2 separate regions of the Mus musculus genome follow, and region 2 is linked to region 1. Evidence: chromatin loops called from intact Hi-C (ENCODE). Cell type or tissue: gastrocnemius. All regions are shown on one strand.

Region 1 (8,000 bases):
CTTGCCACACTCGGTGGATTACCTGTCACGTCTTACTTTGCTGTGACCCTATCGGTACAAAGTGATAATAACTTGTTTTCATTATTATTGTCGTTGCTTTGTGCTGGGAATTAAGCCCTTGGACTCACATACAGTAATCATGTATTCTTCTATTGTGTAAGACCTCATAACTTAATTTACATTGCTTAAAGTGCTCTAAGATTGAGCATCCATTGAAGTGGAAATTTCTGGTTTCTTTAACAACTCAGTTGTGGCATGTGATGTTCTTCAGGAAGCTGTCTTGTGAGAGGGCATGCACGCGCCACAACTGAGTTATTAAAGAAACCAGAGATCTCCATTTCAGTCCATCTTTCCATGTTTGTCAGCTACTCTCATCACTTAAGTTTTTAATCCTTTCTTTTCTGCTTGAGGTAGAGTCTCTTGTACCCTAGGGTGGACTCGGTTTACTGGTAGATGAAGATGATCTTGGCTTTCTAATCCTTTTGCCTCGACTTCCCCATTCTGGGATTACAGAGGCGTGGGAGTCAGACTCAGGGCTTCCCGAACACTAGGCAAGCACTCTGTTAACTGAGCTCCATCTCTCGTCCCGTTGTCAGCCGTTTGGATTTCTAATTTTAATTTACTACTATATTTGTTGCTCAATTTTAATCAGATTTCTGGTCCTTTTCTTCAATGTGCAGGAATTCGTTGAACATTCAAGATATTAATCCTAAGATAATGCAAGGTATACTATAATATATTGCATATAATAATATATTAATTCTAAGAAAATATAATAAGATAAGATATTGCAAATATCTTATCCCAAATGCACGTCATGTGATTGTTACAAAACTCCAGAGAGTAAGTGTATGTGGTGGCACACACCTTAGTCCCAGGACTCAGGAATCAGAGGTAGGTGATCTATGTGAGTTCAAGACCATCCTGGTCTACAAAGCAAGTTCCTGGACAGACAGAGCAACACAGAGAAACCCTGTCTCAAAAAAACAAACAAAAACAAAAACAAAAACAAAAACCATCCAGAGAGGGGTACTTCGTGGGAGGAGTGGTGCTCATGGTGTGGCACAGATATCTGATGGGATTTTTGGAGATGCTGCAAAGATTTTTTTTTAAGATTTATTTATTTACTATATATAAGTACACTGTAGCTGTCTTCAGACACACCAGAAGAAGGCGCCAGATCTCATTACAGATGGTTGTGAGCCACCATGTGGTTGCTGGGATTTGAACTCAGGACCTCTGGAAAAGCAGTCAGTGTTCTTAACCGCTGAGCCATCTCTCCAGCCCAAGATTTATTTTTTTTAAAGATGTGTGGTTTTGTCCTATAATGAATTAAGCTATATATTTGATTTAAGTCCTCTTCTGCATATTGGGAGATAGTTCAGTCATTGGCATGCCTGTTGTACAAGCAGGAGGACCTGCTCTCCAGTTAGACAAAAGACCAGGCCTAGTGATGAGCATTTGGAATCCCAATGCTGAGTAGACAGAGACAGGAAGATCCTGGAAACTCACTGGGTAGCCAGTCTACCTCAGTCAGGAAGTCTCAGGCTCCAATGGGAGACTGTCTCAGAGGTGATGCTGAGGAGTGATACTGAAGTTGGACTGTGGCCTCTGCACACACCTTCACATACCTTCACACACCTGCACACACACACACACACACACACACACACACACACACACACACACACATACACCAGTATTCAGGATCTATAGCATGTATTAACCAATTCACCCTATATTGATAGAATGCTTGCCCAGAATTCATTCGGTCTTAAGTTTGTTCCCTAGTGCCTCAGGAACAATTTTCTACTACTTATCTGATAATGAGTCCGAATTTATTTTTCAAATAAATCCACTTTGTTCATCAGTCAAAGCGGACCTAATTCTTAGACATACACTGCTTCCTAAAGATACTTTTGTTTGCTTATTTATTTATTTGTTTGTTCGTTTGTTTATTTATTTATTGCCGCTCTGCCTTTTCTCTTTCTTATCCATCAATAAAGTGGCCACACTCCTATTGGATCCAAAACCAAGCAAGGGCTTGTGGCATCAATCCTCTAGGGATAATTTAGGCACATGGGCAGAGGAAGGTATGCTTTCAGGAGCTTTGCAATTTGTTTCATGGACCTTAGAGGTTAGTTCTGCCACCATTGCTGACAGGCTCAGAGCAACACTAAGGAAGAAGGAATGAAAGAAGGGAGGGAGGGAAGGAGAGAGGGAGGGAGGAAGGGAGGCAGAGTAGGCAAACAAGACTAGCAAGTTGGTATCCACGTTATTCCCAAACTGGGTAACCTTAAGGTCCCAGAGCTTCACACACTAGTGCTCTTTGACTGTATAAAACTAAACCGTGTTTAGGACTCTGCAAGCTCTAGACTAGAAAAAGAACTGCTTGTTGCGCAGTTTAGAGCTTCCATTTTCAATAATGAAAGGAATTGTAATGTTGGAGGAGGTTGGGGTGAAGGGCAAAGCAAGCTGTGCCAGTACAAACTGTTTTGCTTGTAATGACTAAAACTTCTGCCTTGGTGATATCAGCCTTCAAAGACCTATCTCTTTCCCCAATAACTTGATACCAGCTTCGGTCAAAGCACCCGCCACAGCAGCTGCACTAAGCCACGGGCTCCCTGTGTTATTTTTATCTCAGAAGCTCACTGGGACTCACTTGCTCACCAATATGTTGAGGAGAAGGACTGGGAGGCCTAAATCCTATTGTGTACCCCACAGAGATAACCCCCACATTCGCAGTGAAGACGTACTTTTACTAAACGGCTAAGACCCCTGCACCCTCCAAACAATGTTGTTTATTTACTAAAAGGCAAGAGAGCTCAGCCTTGGCCAGGTGGCCTCAGCAAGAATTCCTCCTCCCCTCCTCCTGAGAATTCACAACCCATCTCACTGCACGGAGGAGGATGGCTGTTCTGCTCCTGGATGCCAGGTACTTCACAGTCATCAGAAGGAGTCAGGAAGCAGAAGGGAAAGAAATGAATCTTGAATTTCTAACAGTAAAGCATTTCTCTCAATAGTCTGGACCCTCATTGCCGATCTCAGAACAACTTCCTAAACCCCAAGCGTGGCATACATAGCTTTGAATTAAATAGGTCCCTTCTCCAAGTCTCTTTCCACCCAGGGTCCCATCACAGTGCCCAAAAGCCATTCCACGAAGTTTCTCCTTTTCCAGCCAGCAGCGTGAGCACTTTCCTATCCACTGTCATATTTCACCCAGGAGAGGGCGCCAGCGTGACGTAGATGAAGCCAGCGTTGGGAGAAACTGAAAAACAGGGCCCAGCAGCAGGCAGAACATACCAAACTTTAGGTGATCTTGACCCAAGTGTCCAGCTAGGCCAGACACTCTGGTCTCCTCCTTGAAGCTCCCCTTACCCTTATCAGAGAAGAAAACAAGGCCAGACTAATTGTATTACATTAATCTATATTAATATAATTTATACTATAATTTAAATAAAGTATATATTATACAATGTGTAATTTATAATATATAGTATTGTAGTATTTAGTATATAGTACACATCACATACACACACACACACACACATATATATATATATACACACACACACATATATATATATACACACACATATATATACACACACACATATATATCTTAATATTTAAGGCTCAGGATACATTTGTTAAGTACCAAAAAAGATTACTAAAATTAGGTGAGCGAAGATGACTGGGGGATCGTCTTTCCACCATACCTGATGGCCTGAGATTGATCTCCAGAGATCCACACAGTAGAGAGAACTGAGTCTTGCGAATTGTCCTGTAACCTCTATGCATGTACCTATACAACCTCTCCCCCACATAAATAAATAAATGCAAAAATATTAAAGTTGTAGTATATTTTAATTGTTATGACTTAGCAAATTAAAGTTGTAACACAAACACATACTACACCTACATAGTTACATGTATATTTGAGTGTCTCTCCACATATGTTGTTTTATAACATAGTAGGGCAACTTATATAAGTTGTATGAAAATATTATAAAATTGTAGCACAATATAGTGCTGATAATGGGGCCAGGGTTAGGATGTGTAGTATCTTCTGTTGACCCCTCTGAGTACAGCTTAGTGGAGCTCTGTGATCCAGGCTCGACCTCACACATATATGGTCTAATTATCCTCTATTTAAAGGCCAATTGTCAAATGGCCCTACTAATGAATTTCTCATTCTTCACTACCATATCTTATGGCCTAGGCCACTATGACACGGTATATCAACTGTGCAATGAGGGAGAGGAAAGAAGAGGATTCGAAATTACCTGTCATCGTAAGAAAATAACTCTGTTTTGTTGGCTTGGGTTGGATTTTGCTTCTTAAGACTCTTCCTATATTGTACAGGTTGGTCTCAAACTCTTAGACCTCAGTGACTCTCTCACCCCAGTCTCCAGAGTAGCTGGGACTAAAGGCATCCATTATGACAGACTTGGAAAATCATCTTAGCTGCTTAAAAGAACAGATTGAGAGCTGGAGAGATGGCTCAGCAATTACTAGTTCTTGCTATTCTTCCAGAGGACCCTACTTCAGGTCCCAGCAGCTCACAACCTCCTGCTGTAACTCCATCTCCAGAGGCTCCCGCATTGACGTGCACATATCCCCAAATACACACACACACACATACACACACACACACACACACACACAATAACAATAAAAACAGGCGGTGGTGCCTCATGTCTTTAATAGCAGCACTTGGGAGGCAGAGGAAGGTAGATCTCTGAGTTCTACAGAGTGAGTTCCAGGACAGCCACAGGTACACAGAAAAACCCTGTCTTGAAAAGCCCAAAATAAATAACTAATAAATAATAACAATAACAATATTTTTTCTTTAAGCATCAGGACACACAGAGAGAGGACACCCTGACCTGGGGCTGCTCTCTGTACAAACCTCCATCACAGAGGTATCTCCTCTCACAGAGGTATCTCCTCTTAGGCTCCAGAGTTTTCCCTGTGTTTGTATTGTTTTTGTTAAATCAGGAAGTCTTCTTGGAAATCCTCCAGGGAGACACTGGCCTCAAGCCTGCATTCCACCCACCCTACCTCAGTTCTGGGCCAAAACAACAGGAAGTTATCTTCCCAGGAACCCAAGGTCTTGCCCTTAGGATGAGCATCAGCCCTGGTCCTGTCTCCTCTGAAGAGCAATAACTTCTTAGAGTAGAAAACAACAGTAAGATAGAAAGAGAGGGGCATTTTTCTTGGTTGTTTGTTTTTTAAATACGGTCTCAACTACATAGTTGTGGATGACCTGGAACTCAGAGATCCAACTCCCTCTACCTCCCAAGGGCTGGTATTAGAGGACATGCCACCCTGGCCCAGCCAAGTTTGTAGTTTTTAAAGGGCATCTGAAAAACTAAAGGAGTACAAAAAGGAAATCAGCCATAAAGGGCAGGAGATGGGCCAGTGGCTAAGAGCACTTGCTGTTACTGCAGAAGACCTGGGTTTCTTTGCCATCATCCACGTGGTAACTCAAAACCATCTCTAACTTTAGTTTCAGGCAGTCTAATACCCTCTTCTGAATTCCATGAACACTAGGCACACACATATTGCACATACATATAGGCGCTAAACACCCATACCTATAAAATAAGTAAATCTACATTTTTAAAACATTTGTAAGAAAACAACAATAACATATTTATTTCCAAAACATTGTTATTTATGTCCTTCCTTTTCACCTAGTGCCTGCCTGCCATAACTCCCCAGCCAGATATACAGGCTCCATTTAACAATCTTAGGTACTCAGCTTCTCCCTACTTCTTCAGCCACCAGGATATTCACCTCATCTAATCAACACAGGAGAGGGCAAAGGGTAGTGTTTGACTGTGTAGATGCAGATATACTCAAAGGTCTGTGAAATTTGGGCTAGACATAACTCCATGGTAGATCACTTGTCTAGCATGCATAAGACCCTGGATTCTATCCCTGGTACCCCAAGAGAATAAAACAAAAGAGGCCCATTAGTCTTTCTAGATGTTTAGGGAAAAACACCCAGTGCAAGTTCACCATCATATCCAGTGTCACGCTCCAGAAAGGCCTAAAAATTAAAATAATTATAATGCAGAATAAAGTTGATATCTTCTGTCCGGTGTATTCAGATAAATATCCATGTATTTGCTGTAGAAGAATGTGTTTGATCACGGGGCCTTACCTCGCTCTGCAGAACACTATGGAATAAATAGTGCATTCTCATTATTACCATATTAAGATCTGGAAAAGCCTTAAATTCCAAATATATCTGGCCACAGGGACTTTTAGTACTAAGTTGTGAATTCTGGACATTTAACCTGTCCACAGCACACTTAAAGAATCTGAGCAGTTTTGTCATAGTCAAGAAATCAACCTCACACAACATCCCCCGGAGTACCTGGCACAAATCCCTTTGTTCCATGTGCTATTTGTTAATATATAACAGAAGCCCTGGGTAGGGTTTGTTGTATGTGAGCAGGAATCTAAGCAAAACAACTTGAGAGAGAGCATGCTTCCTTGGCCTCAGAGTTTCCAGCTCATCACAGGAGCATCGTAGGGCACAAAGACTCACTTCACGATAATCAGAAGCAGCATACAGAGAGCTTCCTTGTCACCCCTTCTATTCCATTTATGTCTCCAATGTATAGGATGGTGGCACCCATATGCAGAGCAGGTCTTCCCTGTTTAGTGAATCCTCTGGAAACACCTTCACGACTTTCCTTATTTCCTAGTAGTTTTTTAATCCAATAAAATTGACGATCAAAACTGACCACCACAAGTCCACTCATTGTCAGCTTCACATGTAAACATGTCTCCCTAAACCATAGTATTATCCCTTCTGCCCCCTCCCCAAAATTTACCCTTTATCTGACAAAAAAAAATGTATTTAGTCTCTTTTTAAGATTCCCACATAGGGCTGGGCAGTGGTGGCACACGCCTTTAATCCCAGCACTTGGGAGGCAGAGGCAGGCGGATTTCTGAGTTCAAGGCCAGCCTGGTCTACAGAGTGAGTTCCAGGACAGCCAGGGCTACACAGAGAAACCCTGTCTCGGAAAAAAAAAAAAAAAAAAAAAAAAAAAAAAAAAAAAAAAAAACAACAAAAGAAAGAAAAGAAAAAGAAAAAAGAAAAAGAAAAAGAAAAAAGATTTCCACATAGTCTCAACAGTTCCAACATTGCTCAAAGTTCCAGCCCAGATCTTCTCTGAGACTCAGGGCACACTCTTAGCTGTGAGCTTACATAAAACATAAAGTACCCCACTCCCATGGCACTGTGGCACAGAGTAAGCATCGCTGCCTCACAAAGGAAGGATGGGAGCAGAGAAAAGAAGGACGGGGTGAAAATAAGGATGAAGCAGGGCAAGCACTACATGCCGCAGCTCCAGAGCCTGGGTGAGGTGTTTTGCGTTCATCAGGACTTGGACAACCCTACCCACCCCTCTGGTCTTGGTTGCAACCCACACAGCTTCTCTCTTGATCCGTCTCTTCTCTCTGCTTGCAGCTTAAAACCAGGGTGGATGCCTGGATGATCCTGTGACTCTTCCATTCTTTGTATCTTTGTACATGTGGGTGATAGGTCTCTTGATATCTTGATTGCCTGGATGGTTGAACATGAGGGAGATTTCTCTAGATAGTCTTTTGAAGGAGAATTCTCCAGAGTTTGTTCTCAAAAAAAGCAAAGCTTTTCAAATAAGTTAAAAACCCTTTACAGCCTTGGGCTGAGAGTATAGCTCACTTGATAGAATACCTATCTAGCCATCAGGAAACCCTGGATATGATCTTTAGGACTGCCACGAAGCAAGGTGTGGCATGTATATGAAGTACATATACATGCAATCCCAGCACTTGGAAGGCAGCAGCGAAAAGACCAGAAGCGTAGGGGCAACTTGAGTATAGAGTGAGTTCAAGGCCAACTTGGGCTACACAAGATGTACCCTTGAACCAGGAATGGGTGAAGTCTAGCCAATTCCAGAAATACCTGGGGCTTCCTTCCTGTTGTCCCAATGCAAAGC
Region 2 (8,000 bases), 70 kb after region 1:
ATGTGTACCATGCGCACCATGTGCACCATATGTACCATGTATATCATGTGTACCATGTATATCATGTGCACCATATGTATCATGTGTACCATGTGCACCATGTGTACCGGGGGTAATTTTTGGGTGAGAATGTCCTGAGGATAAGACTCACGCTGCCTGGAAATGCCTGCTGGAATAAGGGGACTGAGAGCAGAACTCAAAGTGAAGTCATCTGCCACCAGAATGGTGGTTCCTTCCTATAGCCCCAGCTGCAGACTTTTTTCTATCAATCTAGCCACAGCAGACACCATTCCTCCCTAAGTAAGTCATACGAAGTCCCTTGGGAAATCTCAGGCACAATGACCCACAGGGAGGCACCCAAATAGCTACATGCCAAACTGGTTCTGTAGCCACCGTGACATGCCAGGACCAGCTGGCTGCTGGGTCCTCAGAATTACACTTTCCTGGTACGCGTGCCAGCGCTTCCAACAAGGCCACGGCAGCAGCTCCCCATGCTCTTAGCAAGGCTAACTTGGCCTCTTGGCACAAAGAGGGGGCCCAAGGGAGCAAGGGGACCAGGCTGGTAGAAGGGACAGTAATCTCCCTTCAGTGGTGCTTTTAGCCAAACAGCTTTCTAGGTAGTCATCCAGTTCGCCACCCATAGTGCTGACAGGAGATATTGTCATCCTAGAACTGCAAAAGGCAAGGCAGACAAGACCCTGAGGGTGCAGGGCTGCACCTGCCTGGGGTGCCCAGACAGGCCTATGGGTGACAGGCAGGCCTATGGGTAACAGGCCACGCACTCTGCCCAAGCCCGCAGTGTTTGCAGAGCGTGCGCTATTTAGGTTCCTTTGTCATCACTGCAGGCACACTGGCTGCCGGAGTCTGACTAAAGAGAAAGAACCAGTTTAGCAAAGCTGGAGTTGGGGATAGCAGCTCGGAGCGGCCCTTGGGCATGGCAGCACCAAGAAGCTGCCTTGGCCAAGGCTTCTGAACCCAGGACTGAACTGGGATTTCAACACTTGCTTCAGAGCATCTTGAAAAAGAAAAAAAAAAAAAAAATCAAAGAGGACTCCATGGTTCAGGGTTCAGAGGCTACAATCCCTGTGTCAGGGTCAATCATGTCAATAACGATACCTTATTGGAAATGTGCTTTATAACGACACAGGGTGCTTTTGTAGACATTATCTCATGGGATCCTTGCTGCAGCCCTATGAGGCAGGCAGTTATTGTTCATCCATCTGAAAAATGAAGAATCTTAGTCTCATCAGAGTAAGTGACTTGCCCAAGGTTACAGTCTTTTAAAAGTGGTACGAACAGGCCTGAATCACTGAGTGGCCTAGAGCAGTGCCATCTTTGCAGGAAAATGGGAACTTAGAGAATAGGGCCAGGCTCTTGCTGTCTGCTGGTGACCTCAAGCAATATGGAGTTTCATGAGACTTTGTTCTTAAGAGTGGACCCAACAAAGAGCTTGTCGGTGGTCTGGTCTGGCAGGACAGGGCTCTCACAGTGTGCCTTGCCTCTTCTCGTGGCTGATGGATAGGAAGGGTTTTTCTGTTCCCCTCCATGCCTTTCCCCCTCTGAGTCAGCTCTCTGGTATTGCCCTGGCATGTCCCGGGCCCCACGCCCAGGCAGTGAGGAGACGCTGGCAGATTTCCCAGGGAATGATGCTGTCTTAACTCAAGCCAAATCTTAATTATGACCCCCTTCCCAGAGGCAGCCCAACAATAGCTACTTTGGGAGTTAGGACCTGTGGGCACTGGGTTGGTTTCCACCTACCCCTTGGACTTCCCACTACAGATGTCCCTGGATGCAGGCATGCCTTTACCATACAGCTGCACTCTAGAGGGGATGCAGAGACCCAATCCATTTTATAGACTTTGGCTGAGCCACGCTTCTACCTCAGGTCTTTGCTTGGGCTTCTGGTCACATCCAAATAGCTAGTGAGAGAGTTGCTTTTGGACAGAAAGAGAGGACAGAGAGCCAAGACTCCAGCCCGAAGCTGCCTCAGCTGTTTCTGGAGCTCTGACTCAGAGGTACTTCTCAGGAATGTTGAGCACGTGGTCCTCAGAGTCCCTTGTCCATGCTCAGAAGAGTGACCACTAAGCAGGGGGAGATTTTTACCCTCCTTTACCTCCTTGAGAATACCCGTTTCAGAGAAACCACGGCAGGTTAAGTTCATCTTGGAAGGTTCATCTTGGAAGACTCCGCAAGGAAGGAAGGAAAAAGAAAGGGTGGGAGGGAGGGAGGGAGGGAGGGAGGGAGGGAGGGAGGAAGGAAGGAAGGAAGGAAAGAAAGAAGGAAGGAAGTACCTTTCAGCCCCCAGACATCTGTCCTTATCAGTAACTGTAGCAATCGGCTTTTGAGTTCGTGTTCACCTCATCTCCCCAGCTCTGCCCTGATTTCCTTGACCTCCGGCTTCTGGGTGAAAGAGCATGCATGCCTCAGAGTTCCATAGGTTGACAGATAATCTGAGAGAAGGAGCAAGAAAGGCCGGAGGGAGCAGAGGTTAGGAGCATATCTCTGTGGTAGGATGCTTGCCTTGCATGTATGTGGCCCTGGGCTCAAACACCAGTACTGCAGTACAAAATAATAATGAATAAAAAATAAAGAGAAAAAAAGTAAAGAAACCAGTCAGACTGGACTACACCCCAACATCTCGAAAATGTCCTTCCTTTCCAAGAAAATCACCCAACCCATTTGAAGAAAAGAGAACAGGGAAGCTACACGGAGACGGCCTGGTGCCTCTCATCTCCGATGTTCATTACAATCCCTCCGACTGCAGGGAGACCTGGGAATCCTTTTACCTCCAGAACTGCAGATACTCGACACTGATTTTTCCAACTGTGGGCAAATACTTTTCTTTGCCTCTGGATTTTATTTTGTTTCTCTAAAGCCTTATGTCCCATAAAATAATCCACAGTGAAATGAGACCCAGTGAGAAGCAACTGTGGAATAGAAATCACGTCAGCAGCTTATCTCACGATGTGGTAATTAGAGGGTTGCATGCGTTCCGGGTTAGAGCCTGTGAGCTGCGACAGGGGTTGGGGGACGGGGGGGGGGGGTGCAGAGAGAGTTTGGATTGGTCACAAGCTAGTCTCAGAGTCTAGCACACTGCATGGCACAGTGTATGTGTCGGTAGATCCATGATAGAGATTTGGTACTTTTTTGCTTGACGGAGGGGAGACTAGAAGTTGCCAGTACACTCTGGCTGCTATTGGCAACTTTGGTTCTGTACCCCATTCCAGATTCAAGAATCTGAGCGGAAGAAATCAAAGCTGGAGACATCCATAGAGGATCTCTGGGTCATGGAACCTAGGAGAAAGTGGCTTTGTAAATGACTCCTCTTAAGTGGAGGTCAGCTGAGTGTGAAGTCTGCAGGCCTGCTGGCTCTCTAAAATCGGGCATAAAGCGTCCCCTAGTGGACAACAGAGTCACTGCGCTTTCATAAAGGAGCCTCGCTTCCTCACTGTGGAGGGAGGCAGGATCTCTGTGTTCTCTGTTCTTAGATGGGGGGCGGGGGCGGGGAGATCAGTCAAATCATACCACCAGCAAGATAAGCAGACCCTATCGGAATAATAGGTCATCCATTCAACAAATCAATTATTCAAAACCTTGCATCATGTACAGTACACTGTGCTCTGTTGAAAGCTATCAGGAGTGAGGGAGTCTTGCCCTTAAGGAACCTATGATCACAGTGAGAAAGCTAAAAAAAAAAAAAAAAAAAAAAAAAAAAGTTTTTTTTTTTTTTCTTTTCAGTTTTTGTTTATTTGTTTGAGATGGTGACTTGCCAAGTAGCTCATGTTGGTCTGGAACTCCCAGCAATCCTCCTGCCTTGGTCTTCCAAGTGCTGTGATTAAAAGTAGAGCTACCACGTTTGGCCTCAAAATAAAATGAACTATAAGAGTTTTTGAGTAAGCTTACAAGACACACATAGTAGATCACTTTTGCATTCTTAGCACTTGAGAAGCTAAAGCAGGAAGGAAGGTCATGAGTTTAAGATCTATCCCAGGTGTGTACCAACACCCTCTCAACAACTCTAAAATGAGCCCCTTATCAGCTGCCAACTATTTCAAAGGCTGAGTTTAGAAAAGCCCAGAGTGCTTTCTGTGCTTCAGGGTGTGGGATTTTTGTTTGTTTTCATTTTTGTCTGGTTGGTTTTGGTTTTTCAAGACAGGACCTCTGTAGCACAGGCTGGATTCAGTCCTGTGATTGCTCTGTAGCCAAGGCCAGTCTCAAACACCCTCCTGCTTCGGTCCCCTCAAAATGGGGATGATAAAATTCAATTTCTCAAGTTGCTATAAAGACTAGGGTAATATTTGAGAAATAAGTAAATATATACACACAGAAAACAACTCCATATTGAAAACTGTCCAAAAAAAAAAAAAAACAAAAAAACAAATAAGAAGCCGCCACTGTGGGTCAGCGAGATGGCTCAGTGGGTAAAGTGCTTGCTGTTTGACTCTAAGGATCTGAGTTCAGTCCCTGGACCCATGTGAAAGGTGAAGCAGAGAAGCAACCCCACAGACGTTGTCTTGTGACCCCCAGGGACACACCATGGGCACACACATGCCCTCCACATACTAACAATACATACAATTTCAAATACTTCCTTGAAAATATAATTGATGGGGTATGATGGCTCACATCTGTAATCCTAACTCTAAAGGGCTTAAACAAGAGAACTGCCTCAAAGCCAAGTCCAGTCTGAAGTGAAATCCTGTCTCAGACGAACAGAAAAATAAACAAACAAAAAATAAATAAATAAAAATAAAAAAAGGAAAAGAAAGAAAAGAAAAGGAAGAGAAAGGAAGGGAATTAAAAACATATAGCAACATTTTAAATTAAGAAACTTTATTAGCCAGGCATGTTGGCACACACCTTTAATCCCAGCACTTGGGAGGCAGAGGCAGGCAGATTTCTGAGTTCGAGGTCAGCCTGGTCTACAGAGTGAGTTCCAGGACAGCCAGGGCTACACAGAGAAACCCTGTCTCGAAACACCCACACACACACACACACACACACACACACACACACACACAAAGAAACTTTATTAATTAGTTAATTTATATTATTAATATAAATTATTAATATATATTATTATTAATTAGTTATTTTATGTGTATGGGTGTTTTACCTGCATGCATAGTTGTGTACCATGTTTGCGTATGCGCGTGCATGTGCGTGCGTGTGTGTGTGTGTGTGTGTGTGTGTGTGTGTGCCTGATGCCTGAAGAGGCTGCTGGATCCCTTGGATCTTCAGTTACATACAGCTGAGAGCCAACACAAGGATGCTGTGAATTAAACCCAGGTCCCCTGGAAGAGCAACCAGTGCTCTCCACCACGGAGCCATCTCTCCAGCCCCATAAAGAAAAAACTACATATAAGAGACTAAAATAGATGATAAGGAGATGAATAAAAATATGAGAATTAAAGTAGGGTTATCTGGCTATTGTGGGCTCATAGGCAAGGGAGAAAGGCAGGGTCCAAGTTTCTGGACTCTAAGGAAGGTCCTGAGGCACCAAGGTCCCAGGCCTGAGTTACCATAGTGCCCATCAGACATTTACACTTGAATGTCCTGTATCCGTTCAAATTCAACAAGCTCTAAATCCAAATTAATCAATCCATGATGATGATAGCTAAGGTCTGGTAGTACAAGACTATGGTCCTAACTACTCAAGAGGCTACAGCAGAAGGCTCTCTAGTTCAAGAATTCCCTGGGCTACTGAGTGTGTTTAAGGCTAGCCAGGGCAACTTAGTGAGACCTAACTCAAAAGCAAAACAAAACAAAAACCTAAGTAGAGTTATACACAGGGGATCTGAGTTCAGCCTGACTACCCAGTTTCCCAAGCATTTTCAAGTCCTTGGTGTTTATTTCAGCACCCGATCTACACTGTCCTTTCTACTGGCAATATTCCCTCTACTTCGGCTCTAACAACTAACATACTTCTCCTTCCATTTCTTCCTACTTCGAGTGTTTCTGTTTATCCAAATTACTTGCTATTAAAAGCCCCAAAGTGCTCAGCTTTTATATATAGTCTAGGCATTTATTGAGTTCTTGCTACACCCCAGGTACTAGAGTTAAACAGAAACAGATACTGACCTCCTGAGTCCTAGAGGCATAGAAGCAATTGTAAAGTTGTACTTGGGACAAGTGCTTTGAAGCAGTGATGGTTGGTGCTTTGGGGGGTGTCACTACAGAAATGTGATCCCATCAAAGGGTCAGAGCCCTGGTTGCTACTCAGAGAAAGCGGTGCTGGAAGAGAGAACTGAAGGACAAGCATAGGACGTGGTGTAGGTAGAACCATCTAAAGACAGGCATTTTTTCAAAGCCCCAGAGGTTGCTGTGACAACTATTTTCTTATACCCAATTTGTTATTTTCTTCTTGCTTCTGGTAAGTACATCTTCTTGGAGAGTCTATTTCTGAGCCACCTTTCTGTCTTCTATGTCAGTTAGGATTAAAGCTTTACAAAAGCAGGGAGACAACTATCAGTGGACTTGAGGGGACACTGTCCATCCATTCTCCGGGAGTATTGCCCTCAGAGACTCTGAAGCACTGCAGTGTTAGCCTGTACCTATATCTAACACTCACTCTCCTTTGTGTTGACCAAGTAACAGCAGAATGTCCAGCTTCGGGCAGAGACTTATGTCTGTCCTTGGTGGAGGAATCTTCTCACCTTGTGCTGGAGTTGCAGGTTTCATCATGGTGGGTGAGAGTGGAAGCAGTCTTCCTTGTGGGCTCCCTGGGAGCTTCAGAGTGTTAGACCCTGAAGGAACTCGAGGTTGGTTGTAAAAGGGCAGTGCAGTTTAACTAGGGCCTGTAGGTGCTTTCCCACCTCTCTCTCTCTCTTGCCACTCTACACCAGAGTCTCCTTTCTACCCCTCAAGTATACTGACAGTTTTTTTGGGTTTTTTTTAAAAGAATTACTTATTTGTTGCTATCTTCAGACACACCAGGAAGGGGCATCAGATCCCATTACAGACAGTTGTGAGCCACCATGTGGTTGCTGGGAATTGAACTCAGGACCTCTGAAAGAGCAGCCAGTGCTCTTAACTGCTGAGCTAGCTCTCCAGCCCATACTGACAGTTTTTAATAATAGTTTTTATTTGTGTGTGTGTGTGTGTGTGTGTGTGTGTGTGATGTGCAATGTGTGCTTGCAGTGCCCTCGGAGGCCAGAGCACACTGAACTCCTTGGAACTAGAGTTAAAGGCAGTTGTGAGATACCATGTGGGTACCTGAACCAAACGCCATAAGTTCATTTTACTTTCTCAGCAGTAGAAGTGAGTCTGAAATTACTTTTCTTGGTTCATTGCCTTCCTATAGAAATGTAAACTCCACAAAGGCAGGGATTTTGCTGGATTCTTCCTTCCTATGTTCCAAGTGAGAAGAGCAGAGCAAAGTGTTCAGTCAAATGGATGGATGGATGGATGTGTGAATGGATGGATGGATGGATGGATAGATAGATGGATGGATGGATGAATGGATGGATAGATGAATGTGTGGATGTGTGGGTGGATGGATGGATGTGTGGATGGATGAATGGATGGATGTGAATGGATGGATGGATGTGAATGGATGGATGGATGGATGTGTAGATGGATGGATGGATGGATAGATGTGTGGATGGGTGGGTGGGTGGATGATGGATGGATGGATGAATGAATGTGTGGATGTGTGGGTGGGTGGATAGATTTGACCTCTGAGTAAAGTCTGGACACAGTGCCTTTGAAGCTAAGGTCACATTGACTTTAAGGTTTCAATTTACATCCCATGAAATCATCCCTATGGCCTTTCATTGTGTAGCCCTGGCTGTCCTGGAGCTAGTTCTAACTCTGTAGACCAGGCTGTCCTGAAACACAGAGATCTGCCTGCCTCTGCCTCCCAAATGCTGGGGTTGAAAGTGTGTGCCACCACTGCGTGACGTTTTGTTTTTCACACACTCTTCCTGTTGACTGGCTTTCAGTTGGCCTTTATCTTGACTGTTTCTCCAGGAGCTGTTGCCTTTGGGCAACCTATTTTA

What was found. A loop is a pair of places that touch in the nucleus more often than their neighbours do. Peaks named below come from ENCODE experiments on the same cell type or tissue, not always from the same donor. Only the 100,000 strongest peaks of a DNase experiment are listed, where the experiment ranks them.
Region 2: a loop joins it to region 1, with 11 times the contacts of the local background. A loop is called at or near these places in 35 of 42 quality-filtered maps.

What each region holds. Positions count from the first base shown.
Region 1 is chr14:20,868,745-20,876,744 of GRCm38, reverse strand. No RefSeq gene overlaps it. Among named protein-coding and RNA genes, the nearest start is that of Gm30212, 16 kb to the left of the region's middle. In gastrocnemius, a CTCF peak has its summit at 3,217 (motif pointing right); DNase peaks (open chromatin) are centred at 3,233 and 5,030; H3K4me3 peaks cover 915 bases; H3K27ac peaks cover 4,528 bases.
Region 2 is chr14:20,799,135-20,807,134 of GRCm38, reverse strand. No RefSeq gene overlaps it. Among named protein-coding and RNA genes, the nearest start is that of Gm30108, 8.9 kb to the right of the region's middle. In gastrocnemius, a CTCF peak has its summit at 3,391 (motif pointing left); DNase peaks (open chromatin) are centred at 478, 1,622 and 3,398; H3K4me3 peaks cover 484 bases; H3K27ac peaks cover 4,663 bases.